7 separate regions of the Homo sapiens genome follow, and regions 2, 3, 4, 5, 6 and 7 are each linked to region 1. The links are chromatin contacts, found by Hi-C or POLR2A ChIA-PET in ENCODE. All regions are on one chromosome and are shown on one strand. Each heading gives the region's core, a stretch centred on a gene start or an enhancer-like site at or near the end of the contact. The rest is flanking DNA. Distances are from core to core; before and after follow the strand shown.

Region 1 (3,545 bases), core at 308-2,807:
CAGCTGAATGCTAACACATGTCTTCAATCAGAATCTGCTCTGTTTAGGTCCCTATGCCCATGATTCCCCACCACTTCTCCATCTTCTCAAAGGAGCTTCAATTCAAAACCCAGTAATTCTCTGCTTTCTACTGTACCACCTCCCAGGGGCCACTTTCATGTTCCTCGGAAATAACGTCTCTTCTGTCTTGAAACTTTTAAATCTCAAAAATCCACTTCCCCATCTCCCTGTCGCCAGTCACTGCCCTCAATCCCACCACTGCAATTAGTTGCAGCTATGTGTCCCTGTTTTCCCAAAGGCCCGACCAATATCATACAGCATTTGCCACATCCCAACTCCTCCCTTCCCTAATTTATCCTCCACACTGCAAACCAACATTACACCCCCGACTTCCTGCATTTTACTCCCTTCCCTTATTTTTCGTCTTCCCCCACCCCCATCTCTATACCCAGGCCTCCTTACTTCTCTAATAAATATTCCCCCACCTCAGTTCCAACCCTTTCCCTCCATCCTCTGCTCATTTTCCTCTCCTTATTTAGAAACTCCTTTTTGCTCTCCCAACCACTACCCTAGAATGCCCAGCACTCCACCCTCTTTAGCAAACCCAGCCCTCTTCCCCCAGCTCATTTGGAGACACTGCTGCTTCTCTCTCCAGGTCCCCTACTGCAGTCAACCCACTCCCTCATCTTCCCACCCACCTTCCCTCTATCCCTAGATCCAAGGTTCCCTGATTCTTTACCCCCTCCTTTGGTCTCTAGTACTCAGCTCACCATTAGTGTTCCTCAGGACTCTCTTCCCCCCAATTTCCCCCTTATTTTTAAGGATGTCACCAGTCCTACGGGGCCTCAGTAGAATCCTGGACGACCCCAGCTCCCGGGGGGCCTGACGGACACCACCATCCCCGTCGCCCGGAACACAAACGCCGGTCTTGTGCCACCCTCCCTAAGAGCTGCGCCCCCTCCTCATCCGCCCCCGCTACTCCAGCTCCCCACGTCGGCTTCCTCCGTGTCCCCTCGCCGACCCGGCACGACGAGCCCCACGACGTGGAGCCTCCGAGTGGGCAACACCTCGGGCTCACCCCGGACGCCCCCGCCGCTCGGATAGGAGCCTCCGGTCCTCACACCCGCGCCTCCTCAAACCCGCAGCCGGTACCTCCTCTCGGACCCGCAGCCCCTCAGACGCCCACTCGGCCCCCTTCCCCGAGCTCCAGCGTCTCCTCAGGCCAGAGCCGGGCCCCCTCCGGCCCCGGCGCCCCTCAACCCCCGCCCGGCCCGCCCCCGGCGCCCCGCTTACCGTTCTGAGCGGCGCCTGGCCCTGGGAGGAGGGAGCCAGAGACCAGCAACAGCGAGAGGGCCAGGGCGCTGGGCAGCGACGAACCCGACATCCTCCCTAGCAGAAGACCCAACAGCGAATGGGCCGGGGCCAGAGCCGGGGCCGGGGAAGGGAGGGGAGGGAGGGAGGGGGCGGGCGAGTGCGCGAGGGAGTGAGCGAGGGAGGCAGCCGCGGCTCGGCTCCGTCCTTCCCCGTCCTCCTCCTGCCGCCGCAGCGCCCAGGCCTCGCGAGACCTTCGCTCCGGGTCGTGGGCGGCTGAGGAGCGACCGCCGCAAGGATCGCGAGAAGAGGCGGCTCCGACGGAGACTCCCGCCCCGCGGACTCGGTGGCCCCGCCCCTGCAGAGGCTGATTGGCCTAGCGCGAGGTAGGTCACGTGCCGAGGGCGCCTCTGGCCATGTGACGGGGCGAGGCGGGACTCCGCTAGCTCTCTGGGCAGTGGGGAGCTGGGAAGTCCTTCAGTTTACTCCTCTGTGGCCCGGGAGCACCCATAAATAAGAGGAAGCTTTGGAACACAGTACATTTCCTCCACCCATCCTGCCTTTCATTTGTTAGCGCTCTTGGCTACAGAGTTTCATACACCGTGCCTCCTTTCCTCCTTCCTCTCTTTGTCCCCGTCCTGCTGTTTCTTCCTTCTGGACTTTGAACATAGACCTCTACTGGTAACTGGCTCCAACCTCCTTCTCTCATCTGCTGTTTTTTCCTTCCAGGAAAAGTGGTGCGCCCCCTGTGCCCCCGTTACCTTGTGCTTTCCTGCCTGGACATCTGCTCCCTTTGCCTGAAATGTCCTCCTTTGCCGCCTCTGCCTACTCCCCCTCCCACCCCACATCTGGGCCTTATTTTAGCTTCATAGACTCTCAGGGCCTGAAGTTCAGCTAGCCTAATTGCATGTTCATTGACACAATTCTACAAGGAAGTCGTGTATGAACTTACATGAAGACTCCTAAGAAGCGTCTTAATGCGGAAAACATTTATTGAGAACGTGCTGTGTGCCAGGCACATAGTGAAACCCACATGAAAAGGTAGTCCCCGTCCTCATGGAGTGCACTGCCTAGGCTAGCAGAGGAGTGAGGAAGGGTCAAATGGCCCCATAGGAAAGGATCTAGCAAAGCACTCTGGAGGGTGATTGGCAGTGTGGTTACTACTGTTTGCATAGAAGTTTGGGAAATGCTCTTTTTAGGGGTATTTTTTGTACTACCCTCAGGGCTTGTGGTTGGCAAAGGAATTTCTATGGCTTAGCTCATCCCTGACTCACAGCAGACGTCCTGGGAGTGTCTGTGGAAACTCTGAGGGGCCAAGTAAACAGTCCTGGTGGCCTGACTTGATTTAAAGAGAGGGTTTGGAGGACCTGGAAGAAGGAGACCCTCGCAATCTCTATCAAGCTAAAGTGGTCTGGAACTTTCAACAGGAACTGAACAGCTGGTGGTTCCAGACCAAAATTTCTAGCAAAGGCCAGGACCACTATGGCATGTTGTTGATTGAAGTGAAAACTATGTCCTTCAAAACCTCAGGTGTGTGAGTGACAAAAAGATTGGCATGTACCTTCATCTGGACAAAGGCCATTCTGCAGACAGCCCAGTAAGGAGGGCTACAGGGCTGCCTGTGGTGGGATCAAGATTTTCAGCTGATGGAAGCTTTGGTTGGATGCAACCATTCTGCCTCATTATAGCTGTAACAAATGTGGCTCTTTGATCCTTACAACAAGAGATTCTTACAAAATGATCATGGTCTTTTTGTGGATAGGGAAGCTGAAGCCAAAGGAGGACACGAACGGCTCCAGCTCTCAGAATGTTTGTATTAATCATTAATGCCAACAATCTGGTTTGCTTGTTAATAGACTCATGGTAGAAGTGCATTTTCTTGTCCCCTTGAAGTCGGGAGTGGCATTGGATGTGCTTGGGTCAGTGAAATGTGTAAAGTAACATGCATTGCTTCAAGCAGAAGCATTTCATTTCCAGTTTAGACTCTTTCCCATACTCTTTCGTCTTGGTAGTGATTACTGATCATGACGATGAAAGCATATATCAAAACGAACCTTGTGTCAGCATTAGTCCCTGAGTTAGCATAATAAGCTTAACCCCCCTGCTAACCCATACAGAACAGGTACCCTCTGTTGAATTAAACTGTGAGATTCAAGGGGTATTTGTTCCTGTGACATAACATAGACTGTTCCGGCTAATGGAAAGATGAAATTCAAGTCCACAACACCAACATT
Region 2 (3,545 bases), core at 620-3,119, 4.9 Mb after region 1:
CATTGTAGTCACAGGCTCACCCAGATTCAGAATAAGGGGACACAGAACCTCTCAGTGGGAACCATCTGTGGCACATTGTAAGAGGAACATGTGGGATGAGAGATGTTGAGGGTTCATCATCCTAAAACATCACTTTAATCCTGTCTTCCCATTACTGACCAAAACAAATTCTGGCATTAAAGGCACTCTACACTTAGGCCTCAAATGCCTTTCCTTACTTCCTGTATTATCTCCTCCATTCAGATCAGACCGAACTACTCAGTCACCCACACTTGTCAGACTCATTCTTCTCTTGCCCTTTTTCTCAAGGAATCCCTCTCTTGACCTGAGAAATTCTACCTCTCACTTAAAAGTGACTGTTCACTGAATTCCGCAGAATGAACTAAGGTGGCAGGCAGGGGCCCTCAGAGATGCCATAAGTTACACCACCTGAGGATGCTTTCAGAGCACCACCTGCGTGTGGCTCTTTGCCATCTTGCCTTGGCTCACTTCCCTGTGTGCTTGGAAAGTAGAGACGATAGGCGAGACCTCAAAATGTAACTTACTTCCAAGCTATCTCCTTTTCAAAGCCCAGATCCCCCAATAATTTTGCAACCAACATGAAGAGGAGTTTCTGCCCAGTGGGCTGCTTTTTGGGAGAGACTGTGAGCAGATGACTTCATATTAACCCAGATCTAGTCAACCTTCTAGCCTGAAAAAACCTAAAATGCATAGTAGATAGTTTACATACGGACCGAGGCTGAATGAGCAAAAAGGTGGAGAGATGGATAATGAACACAGAAACAAGTATGACAATTTCAGTAAAGAAGATAAAATGGTGCGAGTATATGCTGACGGTAGGGTATTGCTTTAACTGTGCTGGTCAGGGAAATCCTTTCTGACTGGTGAAAAGCAGAGAAAGAGACCAAGGTGAAAATTCCCCCAAAAGTGTGAACCTGATCATAATTTTTTTTAATTTAATTTTTAGAGCCAGTGTCTTTCTCTGTCACCCAGGCTGGAGTGCAGTGGTGCGATCATAGCTCACTGCAGCCTCCAAACTCCTAGCCTCAAGCCATCCTCCTGCCTCAGCCTCCCAAAGCGGTGTAATTACAAGCATGAGTCACCATGCTCGACCCTCATCATAATTTTTTTTTTTTTGAGATGGAGTCTCAGGCTGGAGTGAAGTGGCGCACTCTCGGCTCACTGCAACCTCCGCCTCCCGAGTTCAAGCGATTCTCGTGCCTCAGCCTCCCAAGTAGCTGGGATTACAGGCGTGCACCACACACCCGGCTAATTTTTGTTAATTTTAGTAGAGACGGTTTCACCATGTTGGCCAAGCTGGTCTCGAACTCCCGACCTCAGGTGATCCACCCGCCTCGACCTCCCAAGGTGCTGGGATTACAGGCATGAGCCACCCGGCCTTCCTCATCATAATGTGTATGTCCAAAATGTATGCATCAGCAGTAAAAGTGAAAGCCAGAATGAAAAAGGAAGGTGATGAGAGGGGTAAAGTCTCATGTGGTTGGAACCATTTTGGGAAACAGGACAGGAATGATAGCAATTAAGAAGCCGGTCCACACTATTTGCTATCCTAGGTCTGAATAGTGAAGAGAAAATGAAAGGAGAGCGCCAAGGGTAAGAGAAAGAAATTAGCTATTCCACCTCCTGGTTGGCTACTGTCTTCCTGCCCTCTTCCCCATGGCACAGCAACTCCTCCACCTGCTGAGGACCCTAGCCTAAGCTGCAGCGCCCCAGAGCCTCAGCACCCCCGCGACCCAGCTCCCACGAGGGGCACGGGTTCTAGCTCCGCCCCGCAAGAAGGACTTCCGCGTCCTCGGCCGTCCCGCTCCCCCCGCCCCAACCCAGCGGTTCTGCGCATGCGCGGGGGCCATATTAGCAGCGGTTATTCGGTGAGCGGTGGTGGTTTATTCTTCCGTGGAGTTAAGGGCTCCGTGGACATCTCAGGTCTTCAGGGTCTTCCATCTGGTGAGCCTTTGGCCCCTTGGGGCCCGCGGAAGCTTGGCCGCTTTCCCATTGGGCGGGGGTCGTGAACGTCAAGACAGTCGGTCCCGGCCTGCAGTTGCCGCCGAGGAGCCGTGGGCACGATGACTCTGCACCGCCTCCTCTGTGACGGACCGACCGCCGGGAATGGCCCCCGCCGGCCGCCGTCGGGGGCTTCCCAGTGCCAAGCCTGGACGCCGGGGCCCGCGAGGGGGCGGGCTGAGGGTGGGGGTCTGTGGGCAGGACCGAGAGTTGGGGTGGCTTCCGTCCTCAGGAGTTCGGTACGTGAAAGTTAGCTCTCCCGGAGGTGCCGGTGAACTCAAAATAGTGCTGTGCCCGGCGTCAGGCGTGGAGACAACAGAAAGTTGTGCTTAAAGCTCGAATCAGAAATCCCCGGCGAGTGTCTCTGTGTCCTCCCTGCTTCTCTGCTCTGTGCCATCCTTACTTTGCACCATTCCTATTGCAATTACCTCAACCAGTTCGCTGCCCTCGGTCTCTCACCAGCCAGAGTGATCATTTAAAATGCCAATCAGTTCCTGTGGGCCTTGGGAATCATTCAGAGGAGCCCCATTGGCTGAGAGATAAAATTCTGTTTTTACCTGGGCACGCGGGCTCTCCAGGATTTGATTCCAGCTTACCTTTCCAGTCTTGATTCCCTATATTCCAGTATTTGGAAATGTGGGCCTTGGACTGAGGCTTTACCAAATAACGCTGAACACCTAGTATTGCCTTTTGCACGAATGGTACTGATGGTGCCCAAGATAACTGCCTCCACCCCCAAGTTCAGGACCCAGATCACTCTCTGGAGAAGGCCTCAGCCTCTTGCCTTGGCTTTCAAGGCTCTGCGTGATTTGGATACTCGCTTAGCTCTTATTTATATATATTTTAAAAGCATCAGCAGTTTATCTCATGCCCACTAAACTATCCTGCCTCCGTACCCTTTGTTCATACTTTCTGCTCTGTGTGGAATGCCCTTCTTTCTTCCCCTGTTCTTTCTCTTAGACCCAAGGGTTCTCAGCCTTATTTCTGCCTCTCCCATCTCTGATTTACTTTCATTTTCTGTATCGATTTCTCAAAAAATACTTTCTTGATTCTTTCATCATCCCTTTTCCCACCCTACCCCCGGTTCCTCTTTCCACATTATAATCTATGACTGCCTCTCTCACCTAACTGCCAGTATTAGCTTTTCAGGACAGGAACTGGTTTTACACATTTTGGTATTCCAGCATCTAGCATAATGCCTGACACTTAGCTGAATAAAGGGAGTAAATAAAACAGATTTGTAAAGTCAGCAAATGCTTTTTAATTTGTGAATCTTATTTTAATGATGATCTGATTTTCTTTTTACAGGAACTATATAAAGTTCAGAAAACATGGTGAGTTAATACACATGCCAATAAACGGTTGCCTGATAAACAGTATTGCTTGTACTCAGTTTACAGACTTGAGTGGGAAAATTGAAATAGAAGGAAAGCAGTGAGAAGGTGCCTTTTTTCTTGTCAGTTTCCTCTCACCTATTGAACTTTGTATACCAGGATAGGTTTTGTAAGATCATTTGTAGGCTT
Region 3 (3,545 bases), core at 393-2,892, 4.8 Mb before region 1:
GTCCCCCCAAGGGGCCAAGAGGGGAGCTGGCCAGGGTCTCCGCCCCAGAGCCGCCAACTCGCCGAAAACACTCAGGTTTGAAAGCGAGAGGGAGGCAGAAATAAAAACCAGCGTTCGAGTCACCCACCCTCACCTTCCCCCTCCTCAGGGGTAAGCTTTCGCTCGAGCCTCGCGATTCCCACCCGTGTAAGTTTCCTCCGGCCGTGCTCCCGCCGCTGCCCAATCAATAACGGCGGCTAGCGGGCAAACTCCCATCCTAGAGCTGCGTGTTTGCCATGCCCGCATAAACGTGGACCCAGCCAGTACCCACCACGGGCGCCAGCTCCGGGCAGCTCGCGTCCTGACAAAGTTTCCCGTGCCCATTTATTAAGCAGGCGCCGAATGGCTGCCGACAAGCCCAGCACTGAGAAAGACGGGCCGGGGGTTCGAGCTGGGGGGCACCAGGGCCCAAAGGCTGGCATCTTGGGGAAGCCGGAAGGAGCTGGGGCGAGGGGGCACCGGGACGTAGCCTTTGGGCAACTTGCACCAGCGATCGCTGGAGGCAGGGAGACGCGGGGATTATCTGTGCCTTAGCACGTTCGAAAATCCCTCCCCCTCCTTCTAATTTATCCTCCCTTCGGAAGGAAAGGAAGAAACATCAGCATCTGGCCCGAAGGTGGGGTGGAAAGAGTGAGGGAGAAAGAGGAGGAGAGGAAGGGAGGCAGAGAAAGGGAGGGAGGGAGAGAAAGGGCGCGTTCACGAACACTACAAAGTTACAAATATGGCTCCCCCGTCTCTCGCCTCATCACTGCAAAGAAATGAAGACGCACTTTAAACTCCAGCCATTCCCAACTCCGCTGCAGCCCCCTCCCCACGCGCTCTCCCCGGGGGCCTCGGCCCACATTTATCAGAAACTAAACCGGACTCGCGAAGCCCCAAACTTATTGTGTGTGCGAGCGAGCGAGCGAGAGAAAGGGAGGGGGGAGGCGCGGGAGGGGGGCGGAAGGGGGGATACATTTATAAAATGTAAAACCCCCTTTTTTTGTTGTTAAATCCAGGAGGCAGCCCCTCTCCTCCTCCTCCCTCGTTAATCTTCCCCCCAGACGGAGTCACGGGAGCAGCGATCTCCGAGGGTGATTTCGCCTCATTCTCTCCGACCCAAACGCGTGCGCCCGCCGGCCCCCGATGGGTGCACACTCGCACGCACACTCTCGCACCCACACTCGCACACGCGGGAGCACACGCACAGGTAGTCACACACCAAGGGCAGCGGCGGCGGCAGCCGGAACATGCTCGGATGGCATTGCAACCCCCCAGCCTTGCCAATTCGCTTGCAGTCCGACCCCCAAACCCGCACCTCCCGGGCGCCCCCCCCCAAAAAAAGTGCCTCCCCCCAGCGCGCACACACACACACACACACAAAGTAGGAGAATGGACCGACAGAGATATTTTTGGCAAATGCTCACATCAGAGGGCGTCCTGTTCCGCAGCTCTAAATGAATCCGTCTGCCCATCTCCATCTCTCGCGCTCTCTCTCTGCAGAGGCTCCCGCGCCGGCGGAATTCAATCAATAAACCCCGAACCCACGGCCGCGCGTTTTAGGACTTTGAAGGCTCAACCAGCTCCGCTCGGTTCTCGAGCCCCCAGCACCCGCGGCGCACACTAACCTGATCGCCGTGGAGGCGGGATCTGCGGCCCCATGGACGAGCGGCAGCGGCCCGAGCCAATCGCCGCCGAGGGTCTCCGGGCAACAGCCAATGGCAGTGGCGGCGGGGGGGGGAAGGGACCAATGGGCGGGCTGCGCAGCCGGCCAGGGAGGCTCGGCCATTTGGTAGTGGTGCCGGAGACGGACCCCTTTAGATTTCGGGGCGGCTGAGGAGCGCGGCGGCTGCTCTGTGGCTGAGTGAGGGGGGTGGGCGGAATGGCGGGGGAAGGGAAGGTGACTGTGCCTCGAGGGCCGAGCCGCCCGGCCTTGCCAGCCAGCCGCCGCCTCAGCGTTCGGCCGGGGGCGGGGCCGCAGGTGCGTTCTGCGAGGGGGAGGGGCGCGGCCGGAGGGGTCGGGTCGGGGTCCCCGCCCGGCCGAGGGCTTCGCGGGGCGGCGCGACGGGGTTGCGGAAGGAGGCGGGCGGCTTGAGGTCCGGGGACCGCGGGCTGCCCAGCGGGAGGGCAGATGAAAGGCCTGGAAGGAGGAGAGGGGTCAGGGTGCAATGCCGGGAGGGGCTCGTCGGGTCCCGGGTCCGGCGGCTCGCGCTGGGGAGCGTGGCTGCCCCCGTCACCCCCACCGCGGCTGCCCAGCAGCCCGCGCGCCCCTTCCCCTCCGGCCTCGTCCCTGTCAGGCCGCCACCATCGCCACCCTCGTATACATAAGTCAGTAAAAGCAAGATGCTTCCACTTTTGGATGACTTACCGCGCGGTCGCGACCCTTCCCACGAAGAGGCTTTTCACTTTGCTGTCATATTAGGTCAGCTTGGAAGAAGTGATCACCAAGAGACACCCAAGATCTTGTTTAGGCAATAAATGAATGAAGACCATGGATTAAGAACCGTTGCTAGATATGTAGAATATTAAAAGGTGGAAAAGGAAGGTGCTCATAACTCCTGGTTTTCTGGACCAAACATAATTTCTGGGCTTTATAGACCTAGTGAAAGAGAACGGCGCACGGTTTATTCTAATCGTCCACCTGAGTCATTCGGTTCGGTTTGGGTTGCCAAGGAGGCTCTAACTGGAGCCCTTTCTCCTGGTTTTTCGGCGTGGTTGCCTTGGGTATTTTTGAATCACATTAAGTTTTAAGAGACCTTAAAGCCCCGATGCCCACTGGGTTACCGACTTACGGCACTAAGTTGGCTGCCTGTGGCTGTTAATAAACCACGGGGATTGTTGTCAACGAGGACAGATACATCCTTACCTTTCCACACGACTGTATTTTAGTGTTTGTTTCTACATGTCTGCACTCTTCCCCACACGCCTCAAGGTAGTTTTTCTGGATACATATGTTTATTTTTCAGGAACAGGAGTTCAAAGGAGAGATAAGCCAGTATGTATGTTGCAAAGTTAAAATACTGTTGCATAATAGCAATCCAGTTTCATTCTTAGACATACGAAGTTGAGGAGGAAATAAAAAGTGACAATGTAAATAAAACACATACAGAATGCTTACACTGGGGAAGAAGCTGTAGTAACTTTAATATTGCAACCTGATGGATTGCAAGTGTAAAGCCCTGCAACTAAGGATTTTACTCAGTAAATTCTTTCAGATAAAATGATAAATGGAATTTGAAGTCTGATGTTTACTCTGATTAGGTGGGAAATGCACCATAAAAGTTAGAAGTCATTGTTTTATTTTATCTGGGTATAAATAGTATAATTTATTTAACTTGTTGACTTGCCTGTCATCCTCAGATTTTGTTAATCTTATTGAAGCCTATTTGTATAGTTGGAATTTATTCTAAGTTTTATTGGCTTCTTTGTAATACATGAGGAACCCCAAATTTCCTATTTATGCCATTGAGACAGTTGTTATTTCTGGATATGGTGTTTAGGATTGTATTCAAACAGAACTCTTATCA
Region 4 (3,545 bases), core at 488-2,987, 4.8 Mb after region 1:
TCCTTTATATTACAGTTAGGTCATTAAGTAGATTATTTATCGTGTATGTAGATTATATTACCTATGAATTTCATGCTGGGATTGTAAAGGAGATGTTACAAAATATAGCAAGGTGAATAAAGGAAATATATTGGAGTTTGGGTTGACAGGGCTTGGATCAATGATTAAAGGGAGTGGATGAAGGAGTCAGGTATAATGTGTTGATTTCTGGCTTGGGCAACCAGGTGGATGGTGGCGCCATTCGCTAATACAGGCAATACAAAAGGAATAGTAGGTTTAAGGAGGGAAATGACGAGTTCAGTTTTGGAGATTTTTAGTTTGAGGTGCCTTGGGATGTGGAGGCATCCCATGGGTACTAGGATATACACCTCCGGGTTTAGGAGATAGGCTCAGGTCACAGGCAGACTGGGAAGCATCAACATATTAACTAATAACTGAAGTCAAAGGAAGTGTGAGATGGGCCAGGGAAAATGGACAGAGGGAGGAGGTACAAGGCCAGAGCCCTGGGACACATTTAATGTCCAATATATTTTTTTTTGAGACAGGGTCTTGCTGTGTTGCTCAGGCTGGAGTGCAGTGGTGCAATCATGGCTCACCACAGCCTCAATCTCCTGGGCCCAAGTGATCCTCCCACCTCAGCCTCCTGAGTAGCTGAGACTACAGGTGCATGCCACCACACTCAGCTAATTTTTAAATTTTTTTTGTAGAGATAGGGTCTCACTACGTTGCTGTGTTTGGTCTTGAACTTTTCAGCTCAAGCCATCCTCCCACTTTGGCCTCCTAAAGTGCTGGAATTACAGGCATGAGCTACTGTGCCCATCAAGTGCCCAGTACATTTAAAAGCTGGGCGGAGGAAGAGGTCTGCAGAGGAGCCTGAGATCAAGCACCCTTAGGAGAAGAAACAAAAGTAGAGTCTGAAGTCACAGAAGCTGATGGAAGAGTATTTTTCAACAATGGGAGAGAACCAGTCAAGATTGAGATATGTGAGATTAGAAAGTGGAGTTATAGCTGGCCTTGGCTAAAGGCATTTCTGGGAGTGGAAGCCAGACTGGAAGAGGATAAGAAGTGGGTGGGGGAGAGCCGAGTATGAGCGACTCTTTCTGGTAAGTTGCTGCGACAGGAGATAATGCTGGGTAGGTGGAGAACACAGGGACCGGAGGAGCTGAGGCGGAAGGATGGAGAGGCTTAAGCATGTGTTAACTGCCACTGGGAAGAAGTCGGCAATCACGGAAGCTACCGGAGGGTAAGAAAAAATTCATTCATTCAACAGTTGAGCGCCTCCCACGCGCCCGATCAGTATGGCCGCCCCCACTTGAAAACACGCGTGTGGGCCGCCCACGTCTGACAAGTTAATGCAAGGCTTTATAGTTAGGGGAAAGCGGTTCTCCTTGAGCTCTTTCTCCTAGCAGTTCCGATTCCGACCCTGACTCCAACAGACACCTTGCGGGAACGCAAACACCGCTCGAATTCATGACCCCAATAGAAAACTTAAGGCCGCAACTAAGTAACGGATCGCTGCGAAGGCCAAACTAGCCACGCCAACGCCCCCACTGGAGCCTCCCCAGCGCTCCGCCCCCGCTCGCGAGAACAGCGGCGACGGCGCGAGAAATCGCTTTCTGGTTAGCTCCGCCCCTTCCCTTTCTTTGTTTTCCTGTCCGACGATCTCGCGGGAGTTAGGCGACAAATCCCGCGAGCGCAGACCCGGGGCTGGCTCTGCTGCTCTCGCGATATTTGCGCGAGCCTGCTTCCTTCTTTCCTCCCTTGCCAGTCCGCCTGTCTTCCTCCCCGTCTTCCCTGCCCGGCCTCCCCCTTCTTCCCCCGCTGGCCCCCTCCCCGGAGGGATAATATGGTCTCCGGCGATGGACGCCCCAAAAGCAGGTCAGTTTCGGGCCTCCGAGCTGGGTCTGGCAGTTGGAAACGCGCGCTGCCTAGGCGCCGAATTCCTTGCTTTTCTCGCCTGGAGTCGCTCGGCAGGCGCCCAGGCCCTCGGGGCTCGGGTTGTGCTCCCCTCGGGGCCTGCCTGCTGGGCCGCCCTTTGAGCCTAGGCCGCGGAAGCTGGGGCTCCCGATCCCCACCCTCCTGCGCGACACCCGCAGGGCGGGCCACCCCACCGCTGGCCTTGACCCGCACCCCTCTCTCTCCGGTGGCCGCTGCCTGCTGCCAGCGGCTTCCTGGCCCCCGTCAGCAACACCAGGGGCAGGGAGAGGCCCACCGTCTTCTCCTGCCCGCCCCCCATTGGCGAGCGATGAAGGCGGGGGCCTGCGTCTCCGTGTTCGGGTCTCACGCAGCTAGATGTTGATTCCACGGTCCAGCCTAAGGCCCCTCAGTCTCTCTGTGCCTCTGGAAGCCGAATGAGGGGCAGTCAAGGTTGAACATTGGTCAGTCAGTTCTCCGACCATTTATTGCACCGCTGTCTCCTCCCCCGTCCACCTCCCTCTACAAAAAAAAAAAAAGAGAAAAAAATACTATTCATTCTGAAAATGGGCTGTGCTTATGTTTTCTCCTTTTGGATGAAAGCCTTAACAATGTTGAGGGTCCTGGCCACCCACCGCTATGAGTCTGCACAAAAGATCTGAAGGTTCTTTTCAACCTCAGGGCTGCCTCCCCGCCACTGCCCCCTAGAATGTTGGGAGCTGAGGCACGTTTAAATGAGACCTCTGGATCTTTGACTTAGTAGTTCAGCTTCAGTTCGTGCAAAACCAGAAGACTTGTCTCTTTCGGGTAGAATATGCTAATTTCCTAGAGATTCTGTTACTTTTATTTTCAGTACTAAGCCCTGGTAAGGACTTAACTGAGAAGTTTTTTTGTTTTGGTTTATTGAATGCTCTGTAAAAATCCGTCTTTTAGTTTTTTTTTTTAATCAGTCCCTCTAATGTTAATTGTGGAATTCACAAATTCCTGTCTCTGCAGTTTTCAAGACATGTCTTTCCAAAACGTCCCCGTGGATTATTTAAATCATTCTTATTGTCCCTTTCCAGGTATTCTTATCACATTTCAGGAGTGAATTATCTTACTAGTTTTTACTTGACAAATTATGGTTTAGAACTATGCTTTCCAGTGTGGTGGATACTAGCCCTGTGTGACTTTAAATTAATCAAAATTAAATAAATTAAAAATTCAGTTCCTCAGGCACGATAGCCACATTTCAGGTGCTCAATAGCCACACGTTGCTAATGGCTACTTTACTGGACAGCTCAAACATAGAATATTTTTACCATTGCAGAAAATTCTATTGGATAAAGCTAGTTTCCAGGTATTTTCAGCTGAATAAAATATTTTGTTGCTGCATTTAATGAAAATACAATTTTTTTTTCAGGATACGCCTTTGAGTACCTTATTGAAACATTAAATGACAGTTCACATAAGAAGTTCTTCGATGTATCTAAACTTGGCACCAAGTATGGTAATGTTGCTTTACATTTTCTTGGGTTTGTTTAGTCTCTAATAATGAAAATGCATTTGTCAAGCTGAGCTGAAGAAATTTTAAATGTATTTCCACCGTATTGTAACAGGTACACCTACACATACCTATACCATTTTAAAAA
Region 5 (3,545 bases), core at 512-3,011, 4.5 Mb before region 1:
GTGAGCAAAAGCAACGCTGTAGTGGGAAAAATAAGAGATGAGAAAGTGGAGACAACAAGTATACTTTTATTTATTTATTTAGAGACAGGGCCTCAATCTGTGGCCCAGGCTGGAGTGCAGTGGCTTGGTCACAGTACACTGCAGCCTCAACCTCCCACACTCAAGCGATCATCCCATCTCAGCACCCCGCCTCCCCCACCGCGAATAGCTGGGACTATAGGTGTGTGCCACCACACCCGGCTAGTTTTTTATTTTTTGCATATAGGGGAGCCTTATTATGTTCCCAGACTGGTTTCAAACTCCTGGCCTCAAGCAATCCTCCCACCTTGGCATCCCAAGGTGCTGGGATTACAGGCATGAGCCACAGTGCTCAGCAGCAAATATAATGTTTCCCAAGAAGTGTGATTCCTAGGAGAAAGGAGAAGGTAGTTTGGGTGGAAGAGATTGGGTGGCTTTGTTCTGTTCAAAGGATGGGCGAGACTATGTTTGTGGGAGAAAGATTTAGGTTAGAGGAAGAAATTAATAATGGGGAAAGAAAGAATAGCTGAATAAAATCTGGGAATGGCTGGGATCCAGGGCACAGGTGCAAGATTTAACCTTGAGGAGAAAGGGCACTTCTTGCTGTGGGTGAGGGAGTGAAGAGGGTAAGATGAATGAAGGTACAGGATAGGCATAATAATGAAGAGCCTGGATTTAAGGGTGAAGCCACTGGCTCACATTATAGAGGAAAGGCTAGGAAAGCCGAATTTTCTGGGGCCAGGTCCAGATTTAATATATTTAAGTATAACAGTCTTAATTCATTCCTTTCACCTTATTCAGTGCCCTGGGTGTGCCAAATACTACTGGGCACTGGGGTCTACAAAGGTACGACTTTTCATGTAATGTTGGAATTTGTTATGTTGGTAACTCGAGATTTGCATATATTTAACAGTCTTAATTCATTCCTTTCACATTATTCAGTGCCCTGGGTGTGCCAAATACTACTGGGCACTGGGGTCTATAAAGGTACGACTTTTCATTAATTTTGGAATTTGTTATGTTGGTAACTCGAGATTTGCTTTTCATTCTTCTGGAAGGCTGTATGTAGAAATAAATACAGTCATCAGACGAGTTCTTTGTCAGACCAGATGTCCTGGGTTGGGGTTTGGAAAACATGGGCATCTTAACAATGGTGCCCTGTTTGAGGTGGAGAGGGAGGAGAGGCCCAAATCGGGGAAAGGAATTAAATGGAGGTTTAGACGCGGGTAACCGGAGTGGGTGGGCCTTCAACCTGGAAGATGGGAATCCCCAGCGCACTTCGGGCAGCGCTGTAACCAAGGGTAACCGCACCTCGGTTTACACCGGTGTGAAGACCAGCCTCTTCCCCAAACCAGGTGTATCTACGGCGGCCTAGCAGGACCACACACAAGCCAAGCACGTCACGTCATTCGAGCTACCTTACCGCGAAAGTCCACTGCCTCCTACTACTTCTGGTCACTACTACCTTTGCTCACAGTTTATTAAGGAGGAGCGGAGAAGAAGAGGGGCGGAGAAGGGGCGGGGAGAATCACCTTTCCTTTTTTACAATTGGTCGTAGTAGACTCCGAGTCCTGCCGCCCGTCCTGCAGCCGACAGGCTGCCAGGACTGTCACTCGAGGAGCTGCCGCTACCGCCCCCCGCCGTGGCCCCGCCCCTTGCCGTGGCTGGGATCTCGCGGGAAGAGCTGCGGGCACGGCGGTGGCTCGGTCTCCCGGCTGCGCGCGGAGCGGGAGGGCTCTCCTCACACAAGCGCTTCCTTGCCGAGAGGCTGGAGCTGCGGCACCGCAGGCCTGAGCCACCCCTTCTCTGCTGTCTCCTTCTCTTCCTCAGGGCTCCCGTGTCTGCTCGCCCTCCGACGCTGCTCAGGTTAGAAAGCCCGGAGCGCGTCTCCGCTGAGGAGCGGTCGGGGAGCGGGGACACGGAGCAGCCGGAGCAGGCGGGCTCCTGACGGGGGCGGCTCTGGGGGCTGCGCGGCGCTGCCTGGTGGGCGCGAGGCTTGGCGGGGTTTGGGAGTCCGGGGGGCGAGGAGGCGGTGCAGTGGGATCCGGGCGCGGGCGCCCAAGGGCGGTGTAGCGGGTGCCGGAGCTCCCGAGGTGAGGGGGCAATGTATTAGGGATCCTGGGGGCTCTTCCGGCTTGGGGTAGGGGTGGGTGGCGGCACACGGGGTCCTAGGTCTTTGACGTCGAGGGAGATTTATCAGGGTCTTGAGCTTCTTGGAGGTGGTGTAGCGGGGTTCCGGGACAAGGGGTCTTTTTACCCGGGTCCCGAGCTCTTTGGGGCAGAGAATGCAGTTTAGCAAGGTTTACACCGGTGTAAACCTTGTCTCTGGAGGCAGATCATCGGGGTCTTGGGGGTTCTTTGAGCGGGCGTGGGCGTCCGTTTCGCATTGCTGGGATGAAGAAGCAGTGTGTCCGGGTTCTGGGGAGAGGGGTCTGTTCATCGGTGTCTCCGGGTGAGAGAGCGATGTATCCGTTCCGCTGGGGCCGGGGCCGCCTTGGGGGGTTGTTGGGGGCTGAGGGTGTGTAGCGGCGACCAGCGTCTGGCCGGGGTTTCTGCTTTGCCCGGAGCGGGGCGGTAACTTGGCATGGTCTCCAGTCTTTTGGGGGCGACGGGGCGAGTTAGCTGGCCCCCGGGCAGTCTCTCGGGGTGGGCGCGGCTCCGCAGGCGCTGGGTCCGCTGAGGGCGGGAGAGGGCTTTGGTGCTACCGCGCAGGCTGGGCAGCATCCTGAAACGTTTTTGTTCAGGTCTCCTTCTCTCTGGATGAGATTTACTCAATGCTTAGTTGGAGGATTGATCGGTGTTGTTGCCTAGTTGAAGAAGCAGTGCGTTTGTTCTGCAGTTTTCTTTTCTCTGCCCCGGGATCCCTGTGGGGGCGCGCTGGTCTCGCTGGAGCTCCGGGAGCTAGAGTGGCAGCACCTTAGGTGGGCGTTTGGTCTGCAGGTTCTTTAGGAGGCCGGTGTCCGCAGGTTGAGCGTGGATACAGCTCCTGAGCAACTGGAATCTGTTGAGGGTGGGGAAGACTGATTTTGGCTTGCTTTCCTAGGTGGTGGTCTGCTTTGCTCATCCTGCATGATTAGATCTGTTCTGAAGTCTTGCCTGAGTGAATGTTAGGCAGAGTCGGATAGTGCAGGGAAGCGTGTTCTGTCTGGCTTCTTTCTGTCCTTTGAAAAGCATTTGTAGAGAGGGATAACGTCAAATTCAGCCTCCAGAAAACAATGGAATTTGAAATCCCAAAGCTAGAACTCTGCAAAAACGTTTTCTGTGACCTGTAAGGATGGTTAATCGAGCTTTTTTAGAGAATTCTGCTTAACAGTTTCATTGTATTGTAAAAGTGTATTTAGCCTTGGATATTACAGAGGTTTTGGTAACTAGCGTAGGCGTAGGTGGGATTTAAATAAAATGACTTGTATGTATGTGTATTGGTTAAAAAAAAAAACAGCGTATAGGTGAGAAAGCCTATGTGTTTGCCTGACATTTCTTTTGGTTAGTTACTCTATCACAGAGGCCTGTATATGAAAGTTAATGTG
Region 6 (3,545 bases), core at 550-3,049, 3.8 Mb after region 1:
CCCCCTCAACGTCAGCCTTCCAATAACTCCATTCCACAGCTCTCAAATTCCTGAACTTGGATCTTTAAAAAACAACGAATCGCAAAAAGTAACATTTAACAGGCCAGAGGCAGGCGGGGGAGGAGGGTCTCTCCCGGTGCTCTCAGCAATCTTTAACGTAGCCAAAGGAGGAAAAAACGAAATCAAGCTCCCAGACGGATGGTGCATGCGACGAGAGGGGAGGGGGCAGACGCGGTTCAGACGGCAAGTCCCCATCGAAGGAGGAAAGAAAAGTTGCAAGAACGGATGGGTCAAAGGGCAGAAAAGAAAAAAACTGAGCAGCCGAACCACTCACAACCCCCAAACGACCCCGCCAGCCCACACGTTCGCGGGCTCCCCAGCCGCGGCGCGAAGGGAGCAGGCAGGGAGCCACCCGGCTCCGTCCCGACGCTGCCGGCGAGGCTGCGCCGATGCTCCCGGGTGCGGGAGCGGGCTGACCGTGTGGACCCGGCAGGAGCCAGAGAAGCCCCTCCTGCCCCGGCCTCCCCGCGTCCAGCTCCTCCAGGCTTCACTTTCCCCCGCAACCTCCCAGCCGCGCCCGGGGGCGTCCCTCGCGGCAGGTCCCAACTTTCCTTCCTCTGGGGGGCGTCGCGCTCCCGGGGCCGCCGCCGAGGGAGGGGGCAGGGGCGGCAGGGGGCGCGCGGCACCGGCGGGGCGCGGGGGTGGCCGGGGAGCTAGAGCCCGCGCCGGGCGGGACGCACCGGCCGCCAGAGCCCCGGCGGCGGCGCCACCCAGAACCCGCGCCGCCACCCAGAACCCGCGCCGCCCCGCCCGGATTCCCCCGGGTCAGCGCCCTCAACCCGCGGCAACCCTGGTCCCACAGACGGCGCGTGAGTAGAAGACAACCGAGCGGACGCGGACAGCCGGGCCGCTGTTACCTGAGGGGCGCACACGCCGCCGCGGCGACCACCATCACCGTCCGTCCCGTCCCCTTCCTGGTGACCACGGCCGCCGCCGCCGAGCAACTGACACTGACTAACAACAACTAACTAACTACTCGCCGCGGCCGAGTCCACCGCGCGCTCCCGGCCGCTCGCCGCCCGCCCAGCCCACCAGCCTGCCCGCCTCCTCTCGGCCCCGCGCGCCGCCCCTCCGCGCGCGCCCTCGCCCGCTCGCCGCGCTCCTGGAGCCGTGAGCACGCGCGCGCTCACGGGCCCCGGTCGTCTCCCAGGTCTCCCTCAGCCCCAGCGGGAGGAGTCACCGCCAGGCCCCTCCTCTCTGCCTTCCAACCTCCAGAGGACGAGACCTAAAGGGTGCCTGATTGGCTGCGGAGGGCGGGGCTAAGACAAGGGGCGGGGCTGCCGAGACCTTGGGCCCGCGTGAGGGAAAATTTGGGTTCGATTAAGCCGCAGAGGAAAAGACCAGGGGAGTCTGGGCCCATTTGGGCGTCGGGGCCCGCTAGGTCAGCCGTCATCGAATACAGAATATGTTTTCGAGGACGCTAATATGTAGTCATGACCAATTTCAGTTCTTCTACTTTCTGCGGGCCTTCGCAATAAAAAAAAAAAAACTACATCTCCCAGAAACCTCCACGAAAATAAGGCTCACCTTGCGTAACCACGTAGTCCTTCGCCGCATTGGGGCAAAATAATCCCTTCATTTTTGTGAAGGTACCGTGGAAAATATTTCATTTTTCTTCTCACCGGAGCAATTGTAAATGCTATGCGGTAAGAGGAGTTACCTGTGGAAAGGTGGTTAAGAGATTAGGTAAAGAAAAGGAAAGGACACCAAAATAAAGTGCTGCGGAAGAATTTTTGTCCAGCTGTGAGACGACGAGTGCGTGAAGTGAAGGCGATTGAGAGGGGCTGAGGGAATTGTCCTCTGTGGAAGGGACTTTCTTTTGGCCCTAGGCCCCTTCCTGCCCCTGTCGTCAGCAGGTCAGTAAGCAAGGCGAGCTTGGGGGTGGCCCCAGTCGAGATGCCCTTCACCCCTTGAAGATCACCCCTCTTTTGGTGGTGGTGGTACTGGTTTGTCTCAGTTGGAGGCCGGCTGAATGGGGGCGCCTCAACTTCCGGTTGGGGGAGGGGAGGAAGGCCGTCCTGGGGAGGGGGGACACCCTCACTTCCTGTGGGGGGGTGGTGATGGTTTGGGGGTGTCCGACCCACTTCCAGTGCTGATGAGGGCTTGAAAAGGTGGTGCTTGGTGCCATTCGCGGAGACATTATCTTGCAGCTTGGGGATTGTGTTTTATGTGAAAAGTTAGATTATTCCAAGTTGTGCTGAACACCAACCTGCAGTCAGAATTTATGAGTTTGCTTCCACGTGGAATATGGAGCATTTCCTCCCCAGCAAAATTGTCTGTGTTTTCTTCAAAGAATTCGAAAGCCCTTGTTAAAAATCTCTATGCACCTTTGCAAGACGACATAGCTTGTGTGACTGATGAATTGCCAACACCTGCACCCCTACTCAAGTCCAGCCTTGGCTGGGTGAAGTGTGGTGCCCTCTGCCTTGACATGCAACAGGAAATCTAGCTTCTCTTTTAAGGAGATAACTTTTTATTTAGGGGACTGAATATTTTACATAAAATCTGGGGCATTTTCATCTTAGCAGAATGAAAGTATCACACTGAAGTACTCAAATTTGAGGTTACCTTAACTGATAAAATTGACATCTTAAATTATTAGGACTGTTGATTTTGGGCTACAGGTTTTGCCCTGTGCCTGAGAACAGCTTCTTCAGCCTTAAAAATTCTTATGTGTAGCTTACACGTAACATTTTTGAAAGTTGTATTTTATTACATTTTCCTCCTTTGTAATTTAATTCATCACTGATTTTTAAATGGTATCTGTTCTTTGTGGTTTTAAAGTATAAAGCAAGGGTCATGAGACTCAGCTCAGATTCTAAACAGGAAAAAGTTGGCTCACAAAGGACAAAAGGTCAATAAGAACTTTCTGGTTTTCAGTAGCTCATTTTTAATAAACTATATGTGAGGCGGTAATAAACACTCAATAATTTTGATTCCTTGGTTCTGTTGTCAGATAACACAATACTTAGAAGGGTGTGTGTCTGTGTATTGAAGGAATCAATCTATTTGAAGCTTACTTTGTGAAATCTGAATGTTAGTAATTTTAGTATATATATCAGTGAACCTAGAACTGTATTGTCTTGCAAGAATTTTTGAAGTAATAAGGCCTGTGTACTTTTTCTTTTGGGATTGTACTTAATCTAGCCTCAGACTCTGCGATTATTTTAATTCTATAATAGTTTTTTTAAAAAGCTGTTTGGTCACGCCTGTAATCACAGCACTTTGGGAGGCCTAGGCGGGCAGATCACGAGGTCAGGAGTTCGAGACCAGCCTGGCCAGCATGGTGAAACCCCGTCTCTACTAAAAATACAAAAATTAGCTGGGCGTGGTGGCGTGCGCCTGTAGTCCCAGCTACTCAGGAGGCTGAGGCAGGAGAATTGCTTGAACCCGGGAGGCGGAGGTTGCAGTGAGCCAAGATCGCTCCACTGCACTCCAGCCTGGGCGACAGTGAGACTCCGTCTCAAAAATAGATAAATAAATAA
Region 7 (3,545 bases), core at 763-3,262, 3.5 Mb before region 1:
AGAACCCGGAGTGAACCCGCTCGCCGCGACCTAGACCCTCATTCGGGGACCCCACGGGCGGCGCTGGGAGCCGGGCTGCTGCGGGCAGTAAAGGGTTAAGGCGGCGCGCTCGGAAAGGGGAAACAAAAGGCGGAGGCCCGGGCTGCCCCGCCGCCCCTAGGTCGGGAGCCCCCTCCGTCCCCGCGGGGGATGGCAGGAGCCGCGCAGGGGACCCACCCCTCCCCGCCAGCCCCGGGGCGGCCCCCACCGGCCTTACCTGTGATACTGAGCTTGCAGGAACTGGAATTCGTCTTTGATCCTGTCACAAGACTCAGCCACCGTGAATTTAAATCCCGGCTGCCCGGGTTGATGGGGAGCCTGGAGCCCGCGAAGACAAGACAGGGGAGGGGGCGGGGGCATGAGACCGCGCTCAGAGCGGCCCCGGCCCCTCCCCAACGGCGCCCAACCAAAAGAGGCCACCCTCAGCCCAGAACCTTCCCAGCAAGTTTCTCAGCTCTCCGACGGGGCGGAGGGGGGGCGCCCCATCTCTCCCCGTCGGCAGCGGGGCTCCCATGCCTTTCACCAAGGGCCTCCCTCTCCCCAGTAAGGCGGGGGCGGGAGACAAGCCGGGTGAGTTGGGAGACTTCAGAGCGGGGCCGGGGACCGCGTGAACAGCTCCCCCTGGAACACAAGCAGCCCCCCGCGCCACTCGCGCGGAATTAACCTCCTCTCTCAACGGCGCCCCCCGGCCGCATCCCCCTTTGTGTGAGAGCACACACACAAACACACACACCATAAAGGTAGCAACAAGCAAAATGGAGGTGCCAGATAAACTGCCTCGTTTACCCTGCCATGATAGATGCTTAAATAAACCGAGTTGCAATTACTCACCGGATGTCTGCCCTGCGGATACATGGCAGGGAGGGGTCGTGATTCCGAGAGCGTGGAAGCGCCGAGAGCCCGGGCCGGGGAGGTGCGGGGGAGGGGGGAGCCGAGCCCGAGCGGGGGGCGGCCGGGAAACCGAGAGCTCGCCCCCGGCCCCCCCAGCTCGTTCTCGCAGCGAAATCCCAGAGTCGGGCGCCCGCCCCAAGTGGAGACAAAGAGCCGCGGAGCAGGCGGCAAAGTCGTCGGCGGGCGCCGGGGCCGGGCGGCGGGCGCGGGCTTTGTGCGCCTAGGGCTCGGCGGGCAGCGGCCGGCCGCCTTCCCTGGGCTGCGTCGAGCGCGTCAATGCCTGGGACTGCGCGGACATCGTCGGCTCCCCAGCAGGTCCGGCGCGGGGTCCCGAGGCCGGGGGCCCCTCCTGGGGCGAGCTCGGGCCCCCTCCGGGTCACTCAGCGGGTCGCGCCTGTAGGGGGGCGCGCCGGGGCAGCCCCAAGCATCCGGGGCGCGCGGGTCCGATCCTAGAGGCGTCCGGGCCTGGGGCTCGCGGCGAGAAGAGGAAGGAGGCGGGCTACGAGGTGGTGGCTTGGGGCCGCAGGAGCGCCGGAGGGTGAGGGCGGGAGCCCGGCGCGGGCGCTTCGACGCCCCCCCTCGGAGAGGAGAGCCTGCTGTTCCGTCTGCTACTGCCGCTGCCGCCGCCGCCGCCGCCGCTGCAAGCCCTTCCCAGGGCCGGGGAGGAACTCCGGGCTCAGTAGGTGCAAATCAAACGCCCTGGCATCCTAAGTCCAGCGGGCACGGGAAGCCTCCGCAAAGGGTTCTCGCTGCTCCCAGCTTGAGCACCGCGTCCCCACCGAGGAGCGCTCAGCGCCACCGCCGCTGCCGCGTCGGAGCGCACAGGCAGGAGAGCGCTGGAGGGGAGACGCAGCCCGAGACCGGGGAGCTCTACGGCTTCCTTCCTTCCCCTCGGCCCGGCTCTCCTCTCCGCGCCCCGGCAAACCCCCAAAACACACACACCCAACACACACACACGCGCGCACGCACACACACACACACCAAAAAAAAAAGTGCCCCGGACCTACGGATACCACACACAGACAGGCGAAGGGGACGAGCACGAGGTCTGAACTGCCGCGAGAGCAGTTCCAAATAGGGACTGAAAAGTAACAAAATAATGTGGCAGCTTCGTCCGGCGCTGGCCAATGGGAGCGCGGGGCCCCCACGTGGGGCTGCGGGACTCGGCCTACGACTGGGTGCCGCTGGGCGCGACGTCACAATGCCCTCTTGTGTCTAAAACTATGCATGAAAAGTAGCAATCAGGCCCTACCCGCTGGTGACTTTCGCATGGGAGTGAAAAACAGCGCTCCTCAGATCAGGAATTAACCGAAAGACATATAATAAATAGATATATATTATAGTCCTGGGCTGCTCGAGTTTTTTTCCTCCTTTTTTTTCCCACGGTCTACTAGCAAATAATTATTTAGCGGGAGGAGGAAAGAGGGAAGACAGAGGAATAACAACAAAAGAAAATAAGACAAGCTGTACAATCTTCAAAACCTGTGGCTGGTAGTAATGTATCAGTTTATTCTGCAGCGGCGGCGAACGATTCCTCCCTCTAATCTCATTAGGTCTGCAAAGCAGCCCAATTAGATACTATAAAACAAACAATCACTTTGTCACTTTAATGTTTTCACTTCAAAAGATTTAGGACTGATAAAACGGTGGCTCCTAAAGTTGCCTCCGACCTTTAAAAATTTGCTCGGAACTCAGGATGTCCCCTTTTCTTCACCCCTTCTTCTGCCCGCCTCCCCCACATTAGCCCCCAGCTCTCCTTTGTTCACTCGCCCTTCTTTTCAGAAAGCCAAATAAACAGCTCCTTTGATGTGCGGCGGCTGCCTGCGAGGAGAAGTCTGAGGGACTCTGGCTAGGCGGGCAGCGCAGATGGAAGGGCCCGGCTGCCCGTGGACAACAGGCTCAGCCACGGCTGGCCCCATTCGGGGCGCCTTCCCCGTGGGCACAACTTCACCCTCGACGCAGCCTCGCCGCGCGGGCTCCTCACTGCATCCCCAGGCTGAGGGGGTTGGGGATGGGGTCGGGACCCTGCTCGGCCGAGGCCCGGGAACTCCGAGTTCCCACCTGGTTTGCTCAGCCTGCTCCCGGCAGTGCCACGGCGTTGGCGGAAGCCTGTAGGTGTCTCGGTCGCTAGCCTGGACACTCCGAGGGACGCGGACGCTCCCCCGCTCGCTCGCCCCGGCCCCGGGCCCCCCGGACCCCCCGCTTGGTCGCACAGGCCACTCGACTCCGGGGCCAGCTTGCCCGCAAACCGATGGCCTCGCCCTCCCGCGCTCGGGGTTACGGCGGGGCAGACGAGCAAGCAGGGAGTGGACCTCAAAGCGCGCACCGCCCGGTGGACGGCCAAGGCGGGACCCCCGGGGCCCTCCCCGGCAAGTCCGCGAGCCCGCGCGCGAGCCGGCCGCGCGTCCCCGGATCTATATTTTCCCCTCATTAGGAGCCGGAGGTTCGCTTTTGCATCTTAATGAGGAGCTGAGAGCTAGCGGGCGCTCGGAGGCCGGAGCGCGGGGAGTTACACGTGAGCACCCGCCTCAGAACTGAACCTCCCCGCGCCCGCTCCGGCCGCCAGCCCCGAACCGCGCTCCCCTCTTCATTTATTTATTCTCCTAAATAAAAAC

What was found. Hi-C counts contacts between places; a loop is a spot of excess contacts on that map. ChIA-PET counts read pairs that join two places held with the same protein, here RNA polymerase II (POLR2A). Pooled maps may share reads with other maps.
Region 2: a pooled map shows a loop between it and region 1 (17-fold over the local background). The contact joins the promoter of PSMA4 here to the promoter of NPTN in region 1. A Hi-C loop is called at or near these places in 5 of 50 pooled maps.
Region 3: a loop to region 1 is called in a pooled map, with 14 times the contacts of the local background. The contact joins the promoter of ANP32A here to the promoter of NPTN in region 1. A Hi-C loop is called at or near these places in 1 of 37 single-sample maps with no recorded cell type and 7 of 50 pooled maps. POLR2A ChIA-PET finds 5 or more read pairs at or near these places in 1 of 52 experiments (HepG2).
Region 4: a map of CD8-positive, alpha-beta T cell shows a loop between it and region 1 (15-fold over the local background). The contact joins the promoter of IREB2 here to the promoter of NPTN in region 1. A Hi-C loop is called at or near these places in 2 of 168 maps with a recorded cell type or tissue (CD8-positive, alpha-beta T cell and naive thymus-derived CD4-positive, alpha-beta T cell) and 7 of 50 pooled maps.
Region 5: a map of B cell shows a loop between it and region 1 (14-fold over the local background). The contact joins the promoter of GLCE here to the promoter of NPTN in region 1. A Hi-C loop is called at or near these places in 1 of 168 maps with a recorded cell type or tissue (B cell), 1 of 37 single-sample maps with no recorded cell type and 4 of 50 pooled maps.
Region 6: a map of CD4-positive, alpha-beta T cell shows a loop between it and region 1 (8-fold over the local background). The contact joins the promoter of HMG20A here to the promoter of NPTN in region 1. A Hi-C loop is called at or near these places in 2 of 168 maps with a recorded cell type or tissue (CD4-positive, alpha-beta T cell and CD4-positive, alpha-beta memory T cell) and 7 of 50 pooled maps.
Region 7: a pooled map shows a loop between it and region 1 (12-fold over the local background). The contact joins the promoter of TLE3 here to the promoter of NPTN in region 1. A Hi-C loop is called at or near these places in 8 of 50 pooled maps. POLR2A ChIA-PET finds 5 or more read pairs at or near these places in 2 of 52 experiments (BJ and GM12878).

What each region holds. Positions count from the first base shown.
Region 1 is chr15:73,631,832-73,635,376 of GRCh38, forward strand. NPTN (neuroplastin) reads right to left here and starts at 1,558. Exons shown (of 9, transcript NM_012428.4): 1 at 1,294-1,558. The coding sequence starts at 1,384. RefSeq lists silencers at 1,075-1,334, 1,415-1,714.
Region 2 is chr15:78,538,575-78,542,119 of GRCh38, forward strand. It overlaps PSMA4 (proteasome 20S subunit alpha 4), which reads left to right and starts at 1,870. Exons shown (of 9, transcript NM_002789.6): 1 at 1,870-1,965; 2 at 3,331-3,356. The coding sequence starts at 3,354. RefSeq lists enhancers at 1,908-2,017, 2,126-3,018 and a silencer at 2,098-2,367.
Region 3 is chr15:68,819,253-68,822,797 of GRCh38, forward strand. It overlaps ANP32A (acidic nuclear phosphoprotein 32 family member A), which reads right to left and starts at 1,643. Exons shown (of 7, transcript NM_006305.4): 1 at 1,446-1,643. The coding sequence starts at 1,499. RefSeq lists enhancers at 1-341, 342-923 and silencers at 1-94, 1,595-1,844, 1,895-2,054, 2,125-2,184.
Region 4 is chr15:78,436,479-78,440,023 of GRCh38, forward strand. It overlaps IREB2 (iron responsive element binding protein 2), which reads left to right and starts at 1,738. Exons shown (of 22, transcript NM_004136.4): 1 at 1,738-1,878; 2 at 3,317-3,403. The coding sequence starts at 1,860. RefSeq lists enhancers at 1,273-1,352, 1,423-1,482 and a silencer at 1,953-2,192.
Region 5 is chr15:69,158,874-69,162,418 of GRCh38, forward strand. It overlaps GLCE (glucuronic acid epimerase), which reads left to right and starts at 1,762. Exons shown (of 5, transcript NM_015554.3): 1 at 1,762-1,884. It also overlaps the pseudogene LOC100421574. RefSeq lists an enhancer at 1,424-1,924 and silencers at 1,622-1,831, 2,032-2,141.
Region 6 is chr15:77,419,089-77,422,633 of GRCh38, forward strand. HMG20A (high mobility group 20A) reads left to right here and starts at 1,800. Exons shown (of 10, transcript NM_001304504.2): 1 at 1,800-1,916. PEAK1 (pseudopodium enriched atypical kinase 1) reads right to left here and starts at 1,016. Exons shown (of 10, transcript NM_001385026.1): 1 at 918-1,016. RefSeq lists silencers at 402-611, 622-791, 1,042-1,361 and enhancers at 1,812-1,861, 2,252-2,301.
Region 7 is chr15:70,095,905-70,099,449 of GRCh38, forward strand. TLE3 (TLE family member 3, transcriptional corepressor) reads right to left here and starts at 2,013. Exons shown (of 20, transcript NM_001105192.3): 1 at 871-2,013; 2 at 257-357. The coding sequence starts at 894. RefSeq lists silencers at 2-431, 1,152-1,271, 1,282-1,451, 3,041-3,120, 3,191-3,340 and enhancers at 2,271-3,245, 3,333-3,545.